Linked DNA regions of Homo sapiens: region 1 is linked to region 2. The links are chromatin loops, found by intact Hi-C in ENCODE. Cell type or tissue: dorsolateral prefrontal cortex. All regions are shown on one strand. Links, peaks and the distances in the headings refer to the core of each region. The heading gives the core; the rest is flanking DNA.

Region 1 (12,130 bases), core at 3,601-6,100, 75 kb after region 2:
CTTAGAAAAAAATTATAGTAAGAAAGAAAATAGAGCTGATAGAATTCTACCTGTTCTTTGGGCAATCCCCATAACATTTTTTTGTTTTTTTTTGCTGCTTTGCAATTTTCCAATGTTTGGACGTCTATTAAATTAAATAGAAGCTACCAGCATCTACTTTTATTTGTTTATCTTTGGGTGTTTATCCTCAGAATGGTCAGTAAATTTACATTATTTATGAAAGTGGAGTATAGCCCCAGATGCTAACAATAGTATAGTTTGTTATAATTCCACATTTATGTCCAATGTACATTGGAAAATACTAAATTTTCTGCCAAGCTTCTATAAAATCTAAGGAGTATAGGGGAAATGCTTTGCAGTTTCCATCATAAGGTAGATGAGATTAAAAAGAAATTAAACCCAACTCAAATATTCATAAATATTTTGAAGTTATTAGGGTAAACAAGATTCCTTTCTCATGCCTTTTCTACTTTCAACCAAAGGAAAAACACACTCAGTTCTCTTTAGTTTGTTTATATCAGAGGATACTGACCCTAGAAGCAAATACCAACCACACCTGTGGGACTGTTCCTAGGCCATTTGACATCCAGGTGGGGCTGATCCCTGGAGGAAGTTAATCTGTAGGGATCGACTTAATTTTCACTCATCTCTTCAGACTTTGTTTGCCTTGGAAAGCATCCTGAGGGACAGGATCCTTTAGGAAGATTTTCAAGAAGCCCCCTTAAGAATATTTTTTCCCTGCAAGGCCAGGAAGTGCCATTTTGTCCAAAATAATTGGAATTCAAACCTCAAAAAGGCTGAATTCATTTGAAAATTTGAAGTGTCAATTCAAGAAGGTTTTACATTTTGTAATGTTTTCTTATCCATGGCATAAGGAAGCATACAATTTGAAAGTTAGACTTGCTTAATTTAAAACCCATATTCTAGTTTTGTACCAGTGTTTTATCTGGTAATATTTAGTCCTAGTATATGTAGGCTGGGGACAGGATAGAGTCCAGTATGAATACCACATACAAATTATATGTTTATAATCACATATATGGCTATGATTTTTTCATTTTATAAAAATCAAGTTATTTTCTTATTAATGATAAAAACATCCTAACATTTTGTGTAATAAATTGCTTTTTGTGAAGTATTGGAAGATAACTCTAGGAATCTTTTTGTATTCACTGGAGGTACTGCTATTTAAACAATATCCTCCCCATTTATGATCAGAGCCAAAATGTTTTTAAAACATGATGCAAAGTATTACAACGTCTCATTATGGGGTTGAGGTTTCCTTTAACATCGTGTTTATGGATTTGAGAATCAAGTAAAGATAATAATTGAAGGGTTGTCTCTACTCAGCAGTTGAGATGGGAGATGGGGGAAGACGGTGTCAGCAGAAACCTGGTTACACGCAGTCAGCTCTGCCCTCCTCCATGGGAAGGAAGGCAATGCCCAAGGGTTGCCTTTGTAAACTACTCTCTTGATTTGTTCCTCAAAATTTTAAAAAGATTTAAAAAGTGTCTACCTACCCATTTTATTTTAATGCTAATTTTGAGTGGGCTAAATGGGACATTTTGATGTGTGGTACCGTTCACATGCATAATGGGTTCAGGCTGTCTCTGTGCTTTGAAAAGTCAATGTCTTTCGTGTGCCTGGTTGGTCAACTTTAATTGGGAAGGTGCTCAATTCTCCATTTCATTAAATCCCCACCAACCAAGAACAAAAGTGAAACTCTTAGTTATTATAAAAATGGAAAAACAAAAATCATTTAAAGTCATGCCTCAAAGAAACCCATCCTGAAAAGGACAAACCTGGGGGCCAAGATCACATGTTCTATGACAAACAGCAACGAAGATGTCCACCAGATATTCAGTGATCTTCAGAAATGATTCTGATATTCAGAAATCGTTGGAAATAGCTAATGCACCCGGGCCTGAATACCTAGGGGATGGGTTGATGGGTGCAGCAAACCACCATGGCACACATACACCTATGTAACAAACCTGCATGTTCTGCGCATGTATCCTGGAAGTTAAAATAAAATTAAGAAAAAAAATTGTTGGAAGTATTGGGAATAGCTACTTGTTATTTAGCACTTCCCTGCCAGGTTCCTTATCAGCATTATCTAATGTAATGTTCATAACAACCGTGTGGAATAGGATTTATTACTAACATTGGAGAGTTGAGAAAATAGACTTCAAAGTTAAATAAACTTGGCCCACATTTCCCAACTAGTTAAGGGGTGAAGCCCTGACTTGAACCCCACAGCTCCTCCTTACACAAAGACCCTGCTTTTGCTTAATTTTTATTCTCTTTCTTTGTGCTTTGGGATCTAGCATTCTGAATAATTTAGTAACCATTCAAAAAAAGGTATCTTATCCAAACTAAAAATAATTACATACAGAAAAGATAGTGTTTCTATATACTAGATTTCTTAAGAAGCAAATTCTTTTAAAAATTTTTTTGGAGGGATGAGTTGAAAAACGACCTCTTGGGTAACTATGCTTACTATCTGGGTGCAATCTACCCGTGTAACTAACCTGCACATGTACCCCCGTCTTTAAAATAAAAATTGAAACTTTAAAATTTGACTAAAAATGATGTTTTTCAAGCATAATAAATATTCTCACATTATCTAATCCTTTACATAAATGATAACTAAAAGCAGCTTGAACTTAGGGAATAAAAGGAAGACACCAGGGTTTTCCCATTTCCCAATAAAGCAGAGAAAAGCTGCTTCATTCCACCACTTGGGAAAGACATCACTGTAAAAGCTTTGGGAGTGGTATCAGGCTGTCTAGAGAGCTTATATTTAATCAATCGCATATGACTTCCCTCACAGTGGATGAGCTGTTCAGCTGGGTACTGAAGGGCAACCTGCCAGCCTCTTTACTCATCCAGCCTTAGTTTTCTTTCTGGATTTAAGAGGTCCTGGAGTCTTAATGATATTCATCTGTTATCACTTTCAGCTTAAACAGCTAATCACAGTGCACGTTATGTTTGATCAGTTCTTCTTTCCCGGAGAACGTGAAAACAGAGCAAGATGCTGGCACCAGGAGACGTCAGGAGAACCCGGACTCTGATGGGGTAGTGTCCCTGCACTGTATTTTATCAAATGACATATTGATCCGTGCCTGCCTAGGAAACCAGTGGGGGGCAAAACTGCTGAAAACTTTTAGTGCTTTTCAAATAGGCAAAGACATTTACAAAACAATATCTTTGTAATGACTGTCAGAAGCGCATCACTGTCTTTATGTGGAGAGAGATTTAGAATAATTAAATATAGTAGTCAGTGGGACAGAAAATGGAAAATTAGTAGAATAAATTAAATACATTTTCTCATTTGGAAAAGAAAACAGATACCTTTGGTGATTTGGACCCACACTCTTCAAGAAGAGACAATTAACTCTTTTTCAATTTGTTTCCAAAAAAAAGATAATTATGTAGTACCCTCTGTTGCAATTCAACTCAGAGCATTTTGTCAATCCCTTGATTTAATGACGGATGTTTAAACCTAATGGCATTGCAGAACAAACTTTAAGATGGCTACAAACCAGATGTTCTCAATATTGTCATTTTGGGAAGCAAAAAAAAAAAAAAAACAAAAAACAAAAAAACAAAACTTTGTTTCACATTGCCATGGGCAAAAAGAAAATCTGTTGAAGAAGCTGCGGGATGACGCAGAGCCAGAGTGTAAAGAGGGATCCTAAATTGTATTTGTATTCCAAAAACGAAAGCTCACCCGCTGCAAATGAGGGTTTTCTGGAAGTTCAAGAGATCAAGTTCACTTTTCGTATGACATGCACGTTATTTTGAGCAAGTGAAATGTGAGTGTTCCTGTCGTCATAACACGGAGAAGGTAAAAAGCTGGGCATTCACAGCTGCGAGGCCAGGAGTTGACACGCAGCAAAGGAACCTCAGACCTTTGCATCTTCAGCCACACCTGCTTCTCCTGTCGCTCCCCGGGGTAGAGCAAGCGGCTCGGCAGTCTCATGATTTCTTTCCCTGACCAGCCGGCAGTAGTTGGGGGAAATGGTAAGTCACAGCTGTTACTAAAAAAAAAAAAGAAAAAAGAAAAATCAAAGTTCTGAAATTCATGTACCTATAATAAGAATATAAATACCAGGTACTTTTGCCTACTTAGCCGATTCTAGTTGTATATTTTGTCTCCTTTCCCCCGATTTTTCCTCTTCAAAGCAACTTCTGAAGTTCATTTTAACCAGACTTCTCTTATAAAACAAAAGGAATTTGGGGACAGGTAACTCTTAGCCCCAGTCTTTGCCCCGTCTGAATCTGAAGGCTTTTCTAGTTCCCTGATTTAGAAAAACAACTATCTTCGTGGCCACGGTTGTTTCCTGCTTTCTGCCTATTCATCACTGCACATTATTAACCCGGAGATATGAAGCACCTCTCACCCGCCCAAATTGTATACTGTTTCTAATGTAGATAACCATCTTTATAAGGCAAAATGAAGAATCAGTTTATTGCAAAAATAATCATTTAAAAAAATTTGTCAGAATAGGCTAGTAAGAATCAACTCCCAAATGTCAGTGGCTTAAAATAAGAAAGGTTCATGTACATCCTGGGTGGTGGCATTGTCCCTTTGTTACCCGGGTAGTCAGAGTGGCCACCATCTTGCACATAACTGGTTGCTGTAACAGAGAAAGAGACAGCTCTGGAGGGATTTGCACCCCCAGGGAAACACTCAGCCCAGAAGTGACCCATCACTTCTACTTGCGTTGCATTGGCTGGAACCAGTCACGTGGTCCCTGTCAGTACCAGGAAGTACTGAGAAAGAGGGAGGGAACAAGAAATAGTCTGCAAATGGCAGGTAATTGTTATCAATCACAGGGAGTAAACCCAGTGAGCTCTCTCATGCCCATCCTGACTTTGAATTAACTTATGCTGCCTTTCAGTGGTTATTCTCAGAAGTGTTAATATCTATTTTGGTGAGCATGCGTGATCATTAGATCTTTTTGTTTCCGTTTAATGAAAAGTTAAAAAAAGGCATAAAAGATTTTGTTCCTATGAATGTTTAACTTCGTAAGCTTTAAGGAATCTCAATAGTCGTAGGTTGATAGGACTACGTTCCATGGTCTGGGCAGGTAGATAAAATCTAGTGCAAGAAATCTCAAAAGACTTCTAAAATCTGGCAAAATTTTGTCAGCTCTTTCCCATAGGAGGTTCATAATCTTGTTTCATTATATCATTTCTTAAAAATGGTATGAAATTCATAAAAAGTACCTAGAGAAAGATGAGTTAAAATAATACATTGTTGTATGAAAATTGACTCAACTCTTCTGCATAGCTCCTATTGGGTTGAAATGCTAATTATGACATTTTCACTTTTGAGAACTTCAGAAAGATTTCTTTTGTGCAACTGTTGCCAAAAAATCAGCATGATTGGGGAGCTTTCTCTGAGCTCTGTGTATTGTACTCAGTGTAACAGAGAACAGCAGGACAGCCCTGTGGTGGGCTGCCTCATCTATTTTTGTTTCACTAACTACATTCTAGTAAAGACACATAATAATTGCAACATAACAGAAGCTTTATGTTCCTACATAATGATGAAAGAATATCAATAACGTAGGCTCCAAGGCAGAGAAGAGACTCAGTGCTATTTCCTTTTCAGTCTGGAGGAAGCCAGAATGAACTATCAATGAAGGTTATGGTCCATCAGCCTAGAAATCAATAGAAAAACAAGTCATTGCACAGCACAATTCATCCAAATTGCAAGGGTCTTTATGAAATCTTTAGGAGCAGAAATATATCTTTCCAAGTACACTTTGACTTTAGAACATTTTCAGTGTACCAGATAGCAAAACTGTACTTTGCTGAAGTGTTACAATATCACAACAGCCACTAAGTTAGGGATTTGAAGTTTATTTTATTAGTACTAAGCAAACCCCAGAATAGATAAAACAGTTTTATGGCCTACATCTGGTCGAATAATAAAACATACGGCTGTACAGTCAAGAATCTGCAGCTGTAAGTTACTATAAATACCCAACTCAAGATAGTGACAGAGGTACTCACACATGGGATTCAGTAAGGTTTCTCCCTCTACACATCAGAGGTTGAATATTCATAATTCTCGGATATTTGGGATAGGATTCGCTAATTAACCATTTTTTTTTTGTTATAGCTGTTACTTCATTCTGATTATTTTACTTTATTTGTTATAGAGCTATTGTAGGTTCAGGAAGGGACCAACATAAACACTTTTATTCTTTATTTGACATTTTATATTTGTGTCACAATTCTCTACAGCCGGTCTGCAGCTAAATCTTCCTGTTGGCTTTAGAAGAATATTCCAAGGAAGAAGAAAAATTTCACCTAGGTTTCTTCATACTTTAACAGACTTACTGTGTTGAGAAGTAATATATAAGAAACGTAAGGTGTTGCGGTGAGGAAGCTGTGAAACTAAAGATGTTTGAGAGAGAGACAGTGGAAGAGAAAAATCATATCCCTACATCTGTTAAATTATTTCTATGTCACTAGCTCTGAGCGCTACACACTGGTCATATATCTATCAGAAAAACAGGGAGCTCTAAACAAAATTTATCCTCAGGCACACTGCATAATAAAAATGAGGTACTTGCCTATCACAAAATTGTACTATATCCTAGCTCCTTATTCCAAAGAACTGTCTTTAGGCTGCAGTAAGCAGGGGAAGCAAAGAGCTTTAGTGAGTTACCCTAGGTCTGTGTCGATGAAGCGAAGGGCCTGGCAGAGGTGGTCTTCTTCTTTCTTTGTGGAGGTGGGGTCGGCGTCGCTGGTGTGAACATGCAGCCTCTGGCTGATATGGAAAGTAGCAGATCAGGAATTTTCGAGCCACTTTGCTCAATGAAGGTGGAGAAGACCACCAGGCAGGCTGTGCTCCAGGCATGGTTCTGGGGGCTCTGGATGCATCAGTGAGCAAAGCAGAGATCGGAGGCCTTGCAGGGTTACCTCCTCATAGGAGGGGGTGGGACAAGAAATAAATGCCTGACCCGTTAGATTAGTAAATTAGAAAGCATAATAGAAAACCGGGTGCAGTGGCTCACGCCTGGAACCCCAGCACTTTGGGAGACCGAGGCGGGTGGATCACGAGGTCAGGAGTTTGAGACCAGCCTGGCCAACATGGTGAAACTCCGTCTCTACTAAAGATACAAAAATTAGCCAGGTGGGGTGGCACGCGGCTGTAATTACTTCCAGCTACTTGGGAGGCTGAGGCATGAGAATTGCTTGAGCCCAGGAGGTGGAGGTTGCAGTGAGCTGAGATTTTGCCACTGTACTCTAGCCTGGGCAAAAGAGCAAGACTCTGTGTCAACAACAACAACAACAACAACAAAACAAAATACCTTATTAGAGCGTCATGAGTCCCATGGGAAAACGAAAAGAAGGGAGCGGGTAAAGAGGATTGGGAATTGGGATGTTTCAATTTAGAACAGAGAAGTCAGAGAAGTGACGGAGAAGTGCCATTTGAGCGATAATTTCAAGGAGGCAAAGGAGCCAGCTAGGCTGACTTCTCGGGAAGATCATCCCAGCAGGAGCATCAACCAGGGCCACGTCCTTCCTGTGATCTGTCCTGTGATCCTTCCTGTGAGCATGTGCCCGGCTGTTAGAGGAACAGCGAGCGAGCTGGTGTGGGGTGAGCAGCAGCGGAGGGAGGCATAGGAGATGAGGTCAAAGAGACAGCAGATGGAGTGGGGACAGATCATTTCAGAAATGGGAGACACTACAGGGGCTTGGCCTTTATTCTTAGTGCTCTTTAAGTCATTTGGCAGCTTTGAGGAGGGTGGCATGCACCAACTTATATTTTTAAAAAATCACTCTGGCTGTTGAGTTTAAACTCAAAGATTAAAACAGGGAAACCACTTCGGTGAGTGTTACAGACATCCAGGCAAGAGAGGATCTTGGACTAAGAGTGAAGCTGTAAAATCTGGGAGAAACATCAGATTCTGCTGCATTTTGAAGATAGAACCAACAAGACTTTCTGATCAATTGGATCAGAAAGAGAAAAATTAAAAATGATCCCATCAAATGTCTTTTGATTTTACCTGTGTCATTGGAAGATGGAGTTGTCATCAGATGAGATGGAAAAGTTGACCCTCAGGCTGATTTTTTGGGGGAAGGTCAGTAGTTCAGTTTGTGTTGGGTGAGAATTGAGACATGGCGCACCGGTTGTTGAGGATCTTTATTGGAATAAAAATTTCTTTTTTTTTTTCCCCTGCCTTGTGGTGCTGATGTAATAAAAATTTCTATTTAAATGATTTATTTACAATTTGGAAAATGAGTTGATTTAGTTAAATAACTGAACGGTAGTACTAAGACATAGTGTCACAAGAGTCGTAAGGGAATGGTTGTAATTTGGGAACTCCGGTGCAAATCACACAGCTGGTACTTGCAGAGCTGAGTTCATGTCGTTCCTTTATGGACTATTTTTCATGACATACGTGGACTTGACACAAACACATATTACACTGTGTGAGAGACTCAAAACGGCAAGTGATATTCAAGTGAACTTTGTCTTTGATATTATAAAATGTGAATCTGGGACCAACTTGTTCACATACTTGTGGGTTGAAAAAAGATCTGAGTGTTTTGCTTGAGAGCCATCAAGGTGATTTTTAGTTATCTTAGTGGAAATGTAAAGAATCAGGAAAGGTGTCGTTTCAGTTTGTTTTGGATTGGTCAGCTGAGATCTGCAGAATGACAGTTCTGGGGGCTACAATTTGAAGAGAACTTTGGCAAAATACAATGTGTCCAGAGTGAGGCAATTAGGATGAAAAATGATGTGAGATCCTATGGCAGGAGGAATGAAGAGAAGAATGAGGGTGATACATAAGATTAAGAAAAATGTCTCTAGATGTTTGACGGATAAAATATAAGCTTTGTATTTAGAAGACAGATACAACTCCTAAGGGCTAAAATAAATGGGAATTGCAAGGAGGCAGAGTGCATCTCCAAAAAATGCAGGTGCTTCTCACCAATGAAAACATCTGGGAAAGGAACAGGCTTGCCTTGTGAGCATGGAAAACCCTATCACCAGGAAGAATCCAGCAACTGTTAGATACCCACTGTCAGGGATTTTCACTGAATCATTGAAATCTAGAATTAAAAAGAGTGTTACAAATCCAACATAGGAATTCTACTAGAAGAGGAGTCGGGGTATGAGACTCCATGAAGTTGTCCAGTTCCCAGGTTCTGTTACTCCAGGGTCTCTGTAAGTGCCCCCACTGGGTTGCTTCCCCATTTGTGCTATGAAGCACAGGACTCAGGCCCACCACAGGCTGAGTGTGGAAGGTTGCTGGGTAATTCTCTGCTTGGCCCATTTCTGTATTCTCAGACTTCTAAATAGTTGAGTTGTAAGCTTACCAAAAGTCAGTTATATTTGTTCCCAGAACTGTTGATGCTTGCTATTGTAATTACATGACTTAATTCACTGTAAGGTAAACCGGTGATGTCTGAATGTGAGAAGGGATTTGTTATTTCTGTGAAATCAAAGCAATTGCTTTGGAAGATGGCCATGAGAGAGGAGTGAAGTTGCTGTTGAATTAGATGTGGGGGAGAAAACTCTTAAAAGACGAAGGGAAAATGTAAGAATCTAGAAGGATTCTCCACTCAAAATATACTTCTTTTTTTTTTTGAGAACGAGGCTCGCTGTGTCACCTAGGCTGGAGTTGAGTGGCACTGCAAGCTCTGCCTGCTGGGTTAAAGGGATTCTCCTGCCTCAGTCTCCCAAGTAGCTGGGACCACAGGCGCCCACCACCACACCCAGCTAATTTTTTTGTATTTTTAGTAGAGAGGGGGCTTCACCGTGTTAGCCAGGATGGTCTCGATCTCCTGACCTCGTGATCTGCCCACCTTGGCCTCCCAAAGTGCTGGGATTATAGGCGTGAGCCACCATGCCCAGCCAAAATGTACTTCTTGATTTATTTTAAAGCAAATGAAAATGAAAATTATGTTATTATGGGCTGAATGGCATCTTCCACAAATTCGTATGTTGAAGTCCCAACCCTCTAGTGTCTCAGAATGTAACCATAGGGTCTTTAAAGAGGTCATTAAGTTAAAACGAGGTCTTCAGAGTGGGCCCTAATCTGATGTGACCAGTGTCTTCATAAGAAGGAAAAAAGACACCAGGGATAGGGATGCTCATACCCAGACCACATGAAGAGGCTGCAAGAGGGTGGCCATCTGCCAGCCGAGTAACAAACCTGCCAACACCTTAATCTTGGACTTCCAGCCTCCTGAAAGGTGAAAAAATAAATTTCTGTTGTTTAACCCGTGCAGTATGGGGTCTTTTGTTATGGCTGCCCTAGAAATCTAGTAGAGATGTGTTCTAGGGGCGTTTTATGCAAAGAGACAAGACAAAATACCAATCAGAAGACCCCACCTCAGAAGTCTGGTGAACAGATGTTTACGTGTGAAGTGTTTAAGATGGGTGCATCTACTATTTGTTGGGATTCACTGCCTGACCTTCTGTTTTGATTAATGGACCAGGAACAGGTCTTTTTCCTCCAGACTGGAAGGTGTCTCCTGGGCTTGATGTCACTCTTTTAGTTGTTCATAAACATCTTATCAAAGACCTATGTATCATGGACCTGCTCTGTCACGCACTGCATCATGGCGGCATGAGAGAAGTCGCAGAGGATTTACTAGGTAGATGCCGTTTTCATCTTCAGATGCTAATAATAAATAACATGAGTTGGACACACAAATAACTCTCATTCGAGCCATTAGGGCGATGGACCAAAACTGAGGAACATAAAGTGTCATAAAAGTTCTCGGGAAGATGTGACCATTTCAGTTGAGGTGATCACAGGTCACGTTAATTCATGTTTTATGGCTGAGGGTAAAATTTGGGCTAGTGGAATAGGTAGGAAGCTTACTCTAAGTAGAAGGATTGGTGTGAACAAAGGCACAAGCTCTGAAAGGTTACAAGACATTTCTGGAGTGGCCAGTGGTTCAGGCCAACAAAGGCAACATGGTCTGTGGAAAAAGTTAAACTGCAAACCAGGCTTTCCCTGGTCCAGCTGTGCCTATCAGTTCCAGCTTAACTCCTACCCCTCATTACCATCATCTTTGGCTCCAGTGCCAGGAATCTTGTTATCTTCATGTAGGATATGCTTTCTCACCTCCCTGCCTAGCTTGGCTTAAATCTATACAAACTCAGCTCAGTTGTCAACTCTTCAGGGAAGTGGCATGCATTTCCTGTTTCCCTTATAACAAGTTACCACAAACTTAGTGGTGTAAAAGAACACAAATTTATTATCTTATAGTTCTATAGATTGGAAGTCTGACAAAGAGACATCCAAAAAACTGGTGGCCCTTTTGCAGGGCAAGCTGACATCCGCATGGCAGGAGAATACCAGCCTGAGTGGGGAAGAGGAGAGGAAGCAAGGAGGAAGGGAAGGAGAAATGCCAACACTGCCAAGTTTATGCGGATTTTTGTTTTTTTTTTTTTTTTGAAATAAAGTCTCACTCTGTTGCCCAGGCTGGAGTGCAGTGGCTCGATCTCCACTCACTGCAGCCTCTGCCTCCTGGGTTCAAGCGATTCTCCCACCTCAGCCTCCTGGGCAGCTGGGATTACAAGCGCCCCCCACCACGCCCAGCTAATTTTTGTATTTTTGGTTCAGATGCATTTTCGCCATGTTGGCCAAGCTGGTCTCGAACTCCTGACCTCAAGCGATCCACCCACCGCGACCTCTCAAAGTGCTGGGATTACAGGCATGAGTCTCTGTGCCGGGCCAAATTTTGGTTTTGAGCATCCCCTGCCCCATGGGCTCTTCTTAATTACAGGTATTCAGTTCACCCCTCTGTCCTTTTAGGATATCAGCAGTAGAGTCCGTTGCAAGATTGTCAATTATTGTAGTGACGTGAGAACCTGTACAACCCAAGTCCTGTTTAGCACAGTTGCTCGCATTCACCAAAGTTTGTTTTCCAAGTTCCTGATGGCTATGAACACTGTGGTTTTTTTTTTTTAAGGATTTTCACACATGGAGGGAGAGGTATTTCTTAGAGAGATTATCATTTTATGGTGCATTAAAATACAAATACTTCTATTTAATAAAAAAGTCTGCCCCAGTCTCACTGGGTTCCAGGTAATACAAGACTGGCTTCCTGTCTGAAAGGGTGAGGGTGGAGTCAGTCTCTT
Region 2 (12,130 bases), core at 3,242-5,741:
TGAAAAAAAAAATGCTGAAAATGGTAAAATGATTCTGTCCTTCCTTCCACTCCTCACTGCTGAGGTGGAGAGGGAATTCAGTTGGTGAACACCAGCAAGTGGCTGGTAAAAGTCCCCACTTTCTCTCCAGGGCTGCCACAGGACCCAGAATGAGTGGTGGGCATGTGTGTGAACCCTCTATTCAGCCAGAGTTTTCCCGCAACAGGTAGTTTGGTTGAAGAGGTTGACTAAGGTTGACATTGGCAGTAATAACACGTATGTTCTTCTGATTTACAAAACGATGGAGGAAAAAGGGGAGATTTTGAAGACCTGATTTCTGGTATACTTCTTAAGCATGCATAAGGCTGAAAAAAGAAGACAAGGGTTGTGGGAGGCTCCTGGTCTAGTGTTTACAGAACTTGGATGCTTGACAAACAGAGCGTCAAGCTAATTGTTCTTGAAGCAGGAAATCTGCAGTGGAGGAAGCAGGTGTGGGGGGATGATTACCACGTTTGGAAATGGCTGCATTAACTATTTTGCTCTTCTGAGTTTGGCCCCAAAAGAGTCCATAGACTTTTTGAAGGATGCCATCCCTTTTATTTATAGACTAACATTAAATCAGTCATTTGTGAAGGAAGGAGAAAGTGCCTAAATAAATTTGGAGTCAGATAGCATACGTGCGGCAGTGTTTCCGATATCCATTTCTCTTTATTTCTTTTTCTTTTTCTTTTTGGCTTTCAGCATCCCCATACTTTCAGAAAACTTGTGACTAAGAGTGAATTCTTATTTTTCAAATTGTTTTCAGACATTTCATGTTCATGTAAACTTGGCTTATTGATTTCCTGATTTTTCTTTATTTTTTTGTTTTGTCCATTTTATTTTTAATCAGCTACATCAAATGGGTCTTTGGAGGGCCTGGATAACCAGGAGGGAGGGGTGTGCCAGACAAGAGCCATGAAGATCCTCATGAAAGTTGGACAAGGTAAAGACCATCTGCTGCTTCATGACGCCACTGTGACCTGGTGTAGCCCCCAGCTAGTATGGTGCTAATGTTGCCGATGCCCACCTTCATTCGCTCTTCTTTTTAGTTTTCAAAGCAAACCCTTCTGCACTTTGAGCCACTGACAGATTTCCTCAAGTCAATGTACTAAGCTTTTATTGGAGATCTAAGAGTTAAGATCAGCAAGGTAGAATGTCTATTGCCATAGATAGATAGATAGATAGATAGATAATAGATAGATAGATAGATAGATAGATATTTCTTTTTAAAAAGCAAAACACTTTGGTTCAAAATCAAAATATCCAGAATGAAAACTAAAAGCTTGTGCAGTTTTGCTCATTTCTGAATCTTGACTACAGAAGAGTTTTGTTCATTGTGACTTTTCCAATATAGATAACCTATTGTGCAGAAAGAAATAATTATTCTTCTAATTAAAAATTGGTATAGTAGTCAATCAACTTGCTCAGTTAAATTGAAATGTCATCTGCAATGCTTTGCCTGCCAAATGCAAGAATCCCTATAGTTTCCACAGATGGCCTCACGTTCTAAACCTCTGAAATAACTAGTATAACCATTTTGTTTTAAAAGAAAAATTATATTCTTGTATTTCACAGTACTTTGCATAAAGACTCTTATGTTCATTGCTATTCATGCCTGTTGAAATATATATGCAGCTCCTAAAGCTAGATATTGTCAGATGTCTGTGCCGTAATTAATCATTTGTTTTTCATATAGATGCAAGTTCTGCTGGATCAACCAGGAATAAAGATCCAACAAGACGTCCAGAACTAGAAGCTGGTACAAATGGAAGAAGTTCGACAACAAGTCCCTTTGTAAAACCAAATCCAGGTATAACAGCATGATCTGTGTGTATGGAGGTCTGTGGGTACCACATTCTTAGTAGTATCTTAAAAGGTAGGGCAGAGTCTAAAGACTTCTAACCAGTTAGGATTAGCTGGAAGTTACAGTGATCAGGAATCTTTGCTGTCAGTGAGTCATTATTAATTACACTCAATAAGAACAAAATAACTCATTCCAATGAAAGTCATATATTCAAAGGAGTAGAGTTCATGAGCTGTAAGTGCCAGTTATTAGAACTACTCTGTCAGGCCAAAGGTTTCATTGGCTGACATTTTATCAAGCTGGTTGTCAACTCCAGCTTAAAGCTGATGTTAATGTATATGTAATTAATGTGCTAATCCCTCATCTAATTATATCTAAGCCACAGAGGGTTTAATTGATCCTCTTCTAAATTTTAAATGGTAACATTTTTAAATATTGCATAATAGTATTTTTTCAGGTGGTTATCGTTATTTTGTTTCACATTTTCCATGTAAAAGAAAATATTAAACAGGTCCCTGACAAAAGTGTAGAATACCAGATAAAATTGTCCGTCGTTGACCTTCGTTTTCTTAACAGTCTTGGAACAAATAGTTCTGTATTTGTTACCATGCTAATGAAGGTTTTATAGAGTAGCTGTTGAGCAGACATCAGCAGTTTTGTATTAGGATTGTTGTGTGCTTGCTTGGTCGTTGTGCAAATTTATCGTCTGCAGCAATATTCCATCCCTTTCCAAGAGTCAAGGAGGGAAGTTGTTATTTCTAACTTTCAATGACAAGATGTGTCAAATTCTTGTGACAAACTGATAAATGGATAATATAATGATGCCAGGCAGTTTTTTAGTGCTTAACATTTGGGCTGGCAGTCTGTTCGGTGTGAGAGTTTCTGCTGCCTTCCAAATATATTTTAAGTGTAAATCAAATAATACAGACGAGTTACGAGCTGAACATTTTCCCAGGCCCCCTCACTCCTTCCGCGTTCCCGAGCTGTTCTGTTCTGCCAGGAGGCAGGGCTCTTCTTTAGAAGGCAGGCCCTTTGAAGGTTTGCATGAAACTCCCTTTCTCAAAGGAGGCGGAAGAGCAATACCACATAAACGCTCACCGCTGACCTGGAGAATTGGCCACTTCCCTTTTTCTTCCCTGCCGCTGCCCCAGGCTGGCTGACACGGGTTAGAAGATGAAGCAAGATCAAGGGCTGGCTGTCACCGACAGTCTGTGCTCTTGCTGGATAATGATACAAAGGAAACCCTGTGGCTTGGGAGGGTAGGGAAGTCCCTCCTAGAGATACCTCTCATTTCCTTTTGCGTTGAGCTCTTAGACGAGGTATTGGCGAGGCAAAGTCCAGCTTCTAGTTAGTAATAAGCCTGGCTTATTTTTCACATTTTTAAGGGTCATAAAAGCAGTCCGTCTGCACTGGGACAGCAGTAACTATCTCTGACCTTTTCTGTCTCCGCGTCTGCAGGTTCTAGCACAGACGGCAACAGCGCCGGACATTCGGGGAACAACATCCTCGGTTCCGAAGTGGCCTTATTTGCAGGGATTGCTTCAGGATGCATCATCTTCATCGTCATCATCATCACGCTGGTGGTCCTCTTGCTGAAGTACCGGAGGAGACACAGGAAGCACTCGCCGCAGCACACGACCACGCTGTCGCTCAGCACACTGGCCACACCCAAGCGCAGCGGCAACAACAACGGCTCAGAGCCCAGTGACATTATCATCCCGCTAAGGACTGCGGACAGCGTCTTCTGCCCTCACTACGAGAAGGTCAGCGGGGACTACGGGCACCCGGTGTACATCGTCCAGGAGATGCCCCCGCAGAGCCCGGCGAACATTTACTACAAGGTCTGAGAGGGACCCTGGTGGTACCTGTGCTTTCCCAGAGGACACCTAATGTCCCGATGCCTCCCTTGAGGGTTTGAGAGCCCGCGTGCTGGAGAATTGACTGAAGCACAGCACCGGGGGAGAGGGACACTCCTCCTCGGAAGAGCCCGTCGCGCTGGACAGCTTACCTAGTCTTGTAGCATTCGGCCTTGGTGAACACACACGCTCCCTGGAAGCTGGAAGACTGTGCAGAAGACGCCCATTCGGACTGCTGTGCCGCGTCCCACGTCTCCTCCTCGAAGCCATGTGCTGCGGTCACTCAGGCCTCTGCAGAAGCCAAGGGAAGACAGTGGTTTGTGGACGAGAGGGCTGTGAGCATCCTGGCAGGTGCCCCAGGATGCCACGCCTGGAAGGGCCGGCTTCTGCCTGGGGTGCATTTCCCCCGCAGTGCATACCGGACTTGTCACACGGACCTCGGGCTAGTTAAGGTGTGCAAAGATCTCTAGAGTTTAGTCCTTACTGTCTCACTCGTTCTGTTACCCAGGGCTCTGCAGCACCTCACCTGAGACCTCCACTCCACATCTGCATCACTCATGGAACACTCATGTCTGGAGTCCCCTCCTCCAGCCGCTGGCAACAACAGCTTCAGTCCATGGGTAATCCGTTCATAGAAATTGTGTTTGCTAACAAGGTGCCCTTTAGCCAGATGCTAGGCTGTCTGCGAAGAAGGCTAGGAGTTCATAGAAGGGAGTGGGGCTGGGGAAAGGGCTGGCTGCAATTGCAGCTCACTGCTGCTGCCTCTGAAACAGAAAGTTGGAAAGGAAAAAAGAAAAAAGCAATTAGGTAGCACAGCACTTTGGTTTTGCTGAGATCGAAGAGGCCAGTAGGAGACACGACAGCACACACAGTGGATTCCAGTGCATGGGGAGGCACTCGCTGTTATCAAATAGCGATGTGCAGGAAGAAAAGCCCCTCTTCATTCCGGGGAACAAAGACGGGTATTGTTGGGAAAGGAACAGGCTTGGAGGGAAGGGAGAAAGTAGGCCGCTGATGATATATTCGGGCAGGACTGTTGTGGTACTGGCAATAAGATACACAGCTCCGAGCTGTAGGAGAGTCGGTCTGCTTTGGATGATTTTTTAAGCAGACTCAGCTGCTATACTTATCACATTTTATTAAACACAGGGAAAGCATTTAGGAGAATAGCAGAGAGCCAAATCTGACCTAAAAGTTGAAAAGCCAAAGGTCAAACAGGCTGTAATTCCATCATCATCGTTGTTATTAAAGAATCCTTATCTATAAAAGGTAGGTCAGATCCCCCTCCCCCCAGGTTCCTCCTTCCCCTCCCGATTGAGCCTTACGACACTTTGGTTTATGCGGTGCTGTCCGGGTGCCAGGGCTGCAGGGTCGGTACTGATGGAGGCTGCAGCGCCCGGTGCTCTGTGTCAAGGTGAAGCACATACGGCAGACCTCTTAGAGTCCTTAAGACGGAAGTAAATTATGATGTCCAGGGGGAGAAGGAAGATAGGACGTATTTATAATAGGTATATAGAACACAAGGGATATAAAATGAAAGATTTTTACTAATATATATTTTAAGGTTGCACACAGTACACACCAGAAGATGTGAAATTCATTTGTGGCAATTAAGTGGTCCCAATGCTCAGCGCTTAAAAAAACAAATTGGACAGCTACTTCTGGGAAAAACAACATCATTCCAAAAAGAACAATAATGAGAGCAAATGCAAAAATAACCAAGTCCTCCGAAGGCATCTCACGGAACCGTAGACTAGGAAGTACGAGCCCCACAGAGCAGGAAGCCGATGTGACTGCATCATATATTTAACAATGACAAGATGTTCCGGCGTTTATTTCTGCGTTGGGTTTTCCCTTGCCTTATGGGCTGAAGTGTTCTCTAGAATCCAGCAGGTCACACTGGGGGCTTCAGGTGACGATTTAGCTGTGGCTCCCTCCTCCTGTCCTCCCCCGCACCCCCTCCCTTCTGGGAAACAAGAAGAGTAAACAGGAAACCTACTTTTTATGTGCTATGCAAAATAGACATCTTTAACATAGTCCTGTTACTATGGTAACACTTTGCTTTCTGAATTGGAAGGGAAAAAAAATGTAGCGACAGCATTTTAAGGTTCTCAGACCTCCAGTGAGTACCTGCAAAAATGAGTTGTCACAGAAATTATGATCCTCTATTTCCTGAACCTGGAAATGATGTTGGTCCAAAGTGCGTGTGTGTATGTGTGAGTGGGTGCGTGGTATACATGTGTACATATATGTATAATATATATCTACAATATATATTATATATATCTATATCATATTTCTGTGGAGGGTTGCCATGGTAACCAGCCACAGTACATATGTAATTCTTTCCATCACCCCAACCTCTCCTTTCTGTGCATTCATGCAAGAGTTTCTTGTAAGCCATCAGAAGTTACTTTTAGGATGGGGGAGAGGGGCGAGAAGGGGAAAAATGGGAAATAGTCTGATTTTAATGAAATCAAATGTATGTATCATCAGTTGGCTACGTTTTGGTTCTATGCTAAACTGTGAAAAATCAGATGAATTGATAAAAGAGTTCCCTGCAACCAATTGAAAAGTGTTCTGTGCGTCTGTTTTGTGTCTGGTGCAGAATATGACAATCTACCAACTGTCCCTTTGTTTGAAGTTGGTTTAGCTTTGGAAAGTTACTGTAAATGCCTTGCTTGTATGATCGTCCCTGGTCACCCGACTTTGGAATTTGCACCATCATGTTTCAGTGAAGATGCTGTAAATAGGTTCAGATTTTACTGTCTATGGATTTGGGGTGTTACAGTAGCCTTATTCACCTTTTTAATAAAAATACACATGAAAACAAGAAAGAAATGGCTTTTCTTACCCAGATTGTGTACATAGAGCAATGTTGGTTTTTTATAAAGTCTAAGCAAGATGTTTTGTATAAAATCTGAATTTTGCAATGTATTTAGCTACAGCTTGTTTAACGGCAGTGTCATTCCCCTTTGCACTGTAATGAGGAAAAAATGGTATAAAAGGTTGCCAAATTGCTGCATATTTGTGCCGTAATTATGTACCATGAATATTTATTTAAAATTTCGTTGTCCAATTTGTAAGTAACACAGTATTATGCCTGAGTTATAAATATTTTTTTCTTTCTTTGTTTTATTTTAATAGCCTGTCATAGGTTTTAAATCTGCTTTAGTTTCACATTGCAGTTAGCCCCAGAAAATGAAATCCGTGAAGTCACATTCCACATCTGTTTCAAACTGAATTTGTTCTTAAAAAAATAAAATATTTTTTTCCTATGGAAAAAGTGCCTTCAAAGTACTTTTCTTCTTTTCTTTTCATTTTTCTTTCTTTTTTGTTTGTTATTTTAATTTGCCTTCCTTTACTCTATTTCCCCCAAAATTACAGTTAATCCAGAGACTTCTGTCTATGGACACTGTGTGCCCACTTTTCAAATCGGGATGTGCACATCACACAAATATTAATTTTGCTAAGAGCCGTGAGCTCGTTATTCCCCATAAAACCACAAACTCTCATTTCAAAAATAATATGCAATTGTATAAAATCCTAATAATCCTCAACAGAAAATCTCTCTAGTGGCACCTGAATTGCACAGTCAGAATAGTTACCTACAAAGTTAGCTGTCTCAGGAAAAAGAGGGAAATGTACTCTTATCTTACACTTAATTCCAGATCGATCTAGTGTCCATAGAAGCAAAGCAGCGGTCTATCGCTTCATTTTTCTTAACAGAATAATCCTAGGGAGAAGGAAAAAGTCAAATGTTTTTGTAAAAACTTAACATTGATGAGAGCACATTTTGAGATACTGGTTGAAGGCAAGCCAGAGGCCAGCTGTGAGTTTAAAACACACTTTCAGTGGTCATCTTCCTGGGGAAGGTAACTATGTACCCTGAGGGGTGTGATTGTTTTTCAGGCCTCTTGTAGTCCTGGGTATTAAGACTGATCACTATACTTCCTGGGTAGCTTTTTAAACAACCAAGAGTCCCCACCCATGGCAGAGAACTTCACACCCTTGAGATCTGAGTGCTAACATCTTTACATTATCTCAGGTTAATCCCTGCCATAAGAGTGAGACATTTTAGGTAGGGAGAATAGGAAAAGGCCCCTGGAGTCAGGAAGCAAGCCAGAAGAGTTCCCAGGTCTGACTGACTTGCCCAGGACCACACCCCAGTCAGTGGAAGAAACCATATGTTTCAAAAGTCCATAGGTGATGAAGAAAGGCTGGTTTGGACACAGGGATCTACACAGCTTAGCACAGTACTTGTACTAGAGAAATGTTTGTTAAATAAATGCCTCCCTTCATCAGCAACAACAACAATCCCCGGAGGCCCAGGGTTTTCGTGGATGGTAGAATCGTAGTTTCATCTGTTCCAGGATTTTCTCCTGCTGCACCCACCTGCCTTCAGTTGCAGATCCAAGTTGATGGATGCAATTTTATGGCCAAGCCACTAAGCTGAACCCTCGACCGTGTGCACCAAGGTCATTTCTAGTTAGTTTGGGCAAAAGAAAAGAACCAAAGTGAAATCATGCATTTTCAACCTTTACTTTGTGGTACCTATTACAACATAAATTACCGAATACACAATGTCATGGTTTGGACCCTGTTTTTAAACCACGTTTTCTGAGTAAGCCAAGCTCAGCTAAGAAACAAGATTTGTCCACTTGTTCTTTTCACCTGGGAAGAAGGAACACACGCAGAAGCTCCTTGCAGAGGGCGTATAACCAGATGCCCTTTGTTCTGTCTCAAAGGTGAGCCCAGCCTGCTCTGAGCACGTTACTTCTCTGCACAGGCGAGCGTCCCTCAGCCAGCAGCCAGCTCTCTTTCTTATCAACTCCCTTTTTGGCAAAGCAGATGGCCATTCAAACCCTGGGATAAAGGTTCGCAATGGAAATGAGAAAAAATAAAGTATTCCTTTCTGGGTAACTGCTGTCCAGCTTACTGTCAGTCTCTGAACCCAACCCAGAGAAGAATTAGCAAGAGAAAAAGTAAACTCCAGAGTAGTAAAACTCACTTTCCTAATGTAGGTTAAAAAAAAAAAAGAAAGAAAAAGAAAAAGGACCATTACCCTACTTTTTGGTTGGGTAGCAAATAGGTCTCAGGTGGCTCAGGAGACACAGTAGCTACTGCAGCACCAAGGACACTAGCCTGGATGTGCTACTGCTTTGGTTTTTACTTTGGATGGATTTTTGAATTACGTTTGTGATATTTACACTATACACTTACTTGAAGGCAAATTTTCAGTGTTGTCATGGAAAAGAGTATTTCCTACTCCGATTCATTATTCCAGGTAGAGAATCATTCATCAGTGATTTGAGGGGGGGGTACTAAAATATTGCATTATTTGTAACAAAATATAGCAAACCAGGTAGGTTAATCCATTTTTAGATATGTCCCAAAAGCTAACGATACATGCAGCTTAAGATTTTTATACTTTGATAACTTGATTAGTGGAATCTCTTTAAAACAGTGTTCATATGAAGTCAACCATATCTTTAAAAACAACCAACCCCCTCAAGAATTCTCCAGGTATACACCAGGTACACAGGCATACGGCACAAGGAAAATAATACTAATTATAGCAGCACAGTTTCTGGCCAGTTGTAGACAGTTAACAAAGGTGTTAAATCATGAAAGGGGCACCTGGTTTCTGGCTGTATTTCTGCTACTGACTCATGCTGTGACCTTCAGCAGATCCTTTTATGTTCTGTGCCTCAGAGCCTCACCTGTAAAGTGAGAGGGATGGATTCTAAGATACCAAAGGTCGCTTTTGCCTTTTTGCAGGATTCGCAGCAAAAAGCCATCACCATTTTCAGCTGTACAAAAGTATCTCCATGCAAGCTTCTCCGTGTCCTAGTGTGCTGCAGACACAGCTCTGAAGTCTGCGGAGGTGGTGCCCAGTCGGCCCCACCTCTTAGCTGCGCATGCCCATCCACCCACTGCCTCCAGCAAGAACCCACTGCCTCCAGCAAGAACCCGCTGCCCAGGGCCCGGGGTCCAGGACTCTGCGGCTCTTCACCCCTCCCTAGAATCAAAATCCAAAAAGACTTCAGAACCAGCGATGTATATGTACGGATTGAGCTGGTGTTGCCAGCCCTTCCCTCTAATTGTTAAGTGGAATCATTTATCTCTATTTAAAAACATTTTCAGGCCACTGCAGGCGGGGTCCGAGCACATTCGCTACACTCTTCTACGTGACTGTCTGATAAAGACCCACCACGAGCCAGGCAACGTGTCGGGTGGTCACGGTGTCCCCTTCCACCAGTTAACTTAGCCCAACTTGACTTTGTCTTCCTTGTAGACTCAAGATTAATTTAACTTCCTGTTGAATATTGTTCATGCTGGTATCTGGAACACATCCTTATCCCTCCTTTATTATTTACACCTCTAATTCTGTAGTCTGTGACAGAAAACTGTAGAATTGAGAAACATCTTTTAGTTGATAATAGAGCTATTATTTCTTAACTAAGTGCCATTCATGCTTAATAAAGAGATTACAGGGGTGTGTGTATGTGTGTGTGTATGTGTGTGTATGTGTGTGTATGTGTGTATGTGTGTATGTGTGTGTATGTGTGTATGTGTTTATGTGTGTGTGTGTGTGTGTATGTGTGTGTATGTGTGTGTGTGTGTGTGTGTGTGTGTGTTTTAAAAGGCGTGATGACTCTTATCTTAAAACGTCCAAGAACAGTAGGGGAGATAAATTTCCTCAAAGCAAATTGCTTAAAATTACCTAGAATCTTAAACTGAATACTCCAAGAATCCTCTTCAGGTATATCATTTTTGTGCAGTGGCTTCATTAACACAACACTAAACGAAGAAAAAAAGTAGTCAAAATTCATTTCTATCTCTGGGATTCATCAACTGGGAAAAAATGCTCCAGGAAGAGCTCACAGCTTGCTCTATCTTCCAGTGGGTCTAGGAGTATTTGATCTCTTAGTTCTTCATCAACTGAGTGACCTGCATGATGTTCAAGATGACAAAAAAGATGTGAGACAGGTTTCTATACACATAACTCCAACTTTTTTGTTTGTTTGTTTTACATGAATAACTAGTATAGCTTAGATTCCTTTACATGCTAAGAAAGCATAGAACCTGTGGAATCTGGGGCACCTCTGTCTGGAACTTCTGTTTCTTCATGTGACCCAAGGCAAACCACATAGCAGGTCCTTGACTTAGGCCAGCCATCTGCAACGTGGACTCCCTCGGATACTCATTGAGACTTCCTAAGACTTAGGTCAATTACATGCAGCTAATGTTGAAGTGTAGCTCATAAAACACAACAAATCCAAAAATCTCATCTCTGTTTTCAGCAGAGAACACACAGGTTAGTAGGGAGCCGTGGGGAGAGGCAGAGGCAGCACTGGTTTCAGTCACCCTCAGCTAGCACCTTTTCATTAGATGGGCCTGAGACACTCAAAATGAGCTCACCTAAGCAGATTCTTGCTTATTGATAAGTCTAGAAGCTTCATATAACGAACACACACACATGTGCATGCATGCATACACACACACACATTAATTTGTCCACTCATATAACATCATTTATTTAGCACTTACTATCTACCAGGCAGTGTGCTGAATATTAGAGATTATAACATGAAAGACAGGATTCCTCCTATGAGGGAACTCACGGTCCACTTAGGAATTTTAAAACCTCATGAACAGCAATTAGGCATCTCGGATGCAGGTGAGAAAGGAAGGAAGAAGGCTTACAGCTGCTCTAGGTCTGAATTCCTTGGGCATTGTTTTAGGAAGGTGTTTGTCTATTTGTAGCTGTCTTTTCATCCACCTGTATCTTCTGTTACTGCCAGTTCAATTTCTTTCCTTTTAAATCTTTCATTACATGTATGCCGACTGGCTGGTTAAGATGCTAAATTTAGAATCGCTGTTCTGCTCTTCAGAACGTCTTAGGAGTTTGCCTCAAGTGCCTGCCTCCAGCCTTAAAGGGCAAATCAAAAAGTTTCCAACTGGTTTCCAGCCCACATTACAATGTGTATGTGTATTTGAAAGACTGTTTCTTGGCTATAATTGGTAGTTTTCTGGTAGCTGGTTCTGAGGAAAGAATTGCAGAGAACTTTATGTCCGCTAACAGTAGTTAGCCCTGGACCCAAAAACAGTAGGGAAAAAAAGGAAGTCTGAGTATCTGGGGTGTTTGCCAAAGTGACCTACAAGCTACGTGCAGCATAAGCATTTCAGACGAGCAGACGCGGGGCTCCTCCTGCATAAACCCAGGTCCCTGCCTCTTAACTTCCGTCTTTGTAAAAGGGGAGGGAAAAGATAAGGGTCTCCTACCAACTCCCTTAAATATTTCAGATAAAAATAATGACGGCATTAATTACACTTCAACTTACACCAGTTTATTCCTCCACACTGTTGGCTGGGTGTCAGGAAAAGATGAAAAACATTTTCCAGGAGTGCCTGTGTCAGAAGTTCGTATTCTGTGTAGCAGTCACAC

The links. Peaks named below come from ENCODE experiments on the same cell type or tissue, not always from the same donor. Only the 100,000 strongest peaks of a DNase experiment are listed, where the experiment ranks them.
Region 1: a loop joins it to region 2, with 2.7 times the contacts of the local background. A loop is called at or near these places in 6 of 110 quality-filtered maps.

Annotation. Positions count from the first base shown.
Region 1 is chr13:106,409,464-106,421,593 of GRCh38, reverse strand. No RefSeq gene overlaps it. Among named protein-coding and RNA genes, the nearest start is that of LINC00460, 39 kb to the right of the region's middle. In dorsolateral prefrontal cortex, for the core only: no CTCF peak of the experiment used is centred there; a DNase peak (open chromatin) is centred at 4,710; H3K4me3 peaks cover 431 bases.
Region 2 is chr13:106,484,579-106,496,708 of GRCh38, reverse strand. It overlaps EFNB2 (ephrin B2), which reads left to right. Exons shown (of 5, transcript NM_004093.4): 3 at 869-961; 4 at 1,715-1,828; 5 at 3,281-6,964. The coding sequence ends at 3,669. LOC124903247 (a long non-coding RNA gene) reads right to left here and starts at 8,264. Exons shown (of 2, transcript XR_007063940.1): 1 at 8,074-8,264; 2 at 6,909-7,414. RefSeq lists enhancers at 2,382-3,581, 3,729-4,229. In dorsolateral prefrontal cortex, for the core only: a CTCF peak has its summit at 4,547; DNase peaks (open chromatin) are centred at 4,598, 5,048 and 5,518; H3K4me3 peaks cover 2,500 bases; H3K27ac peaks cover 2,500 bases.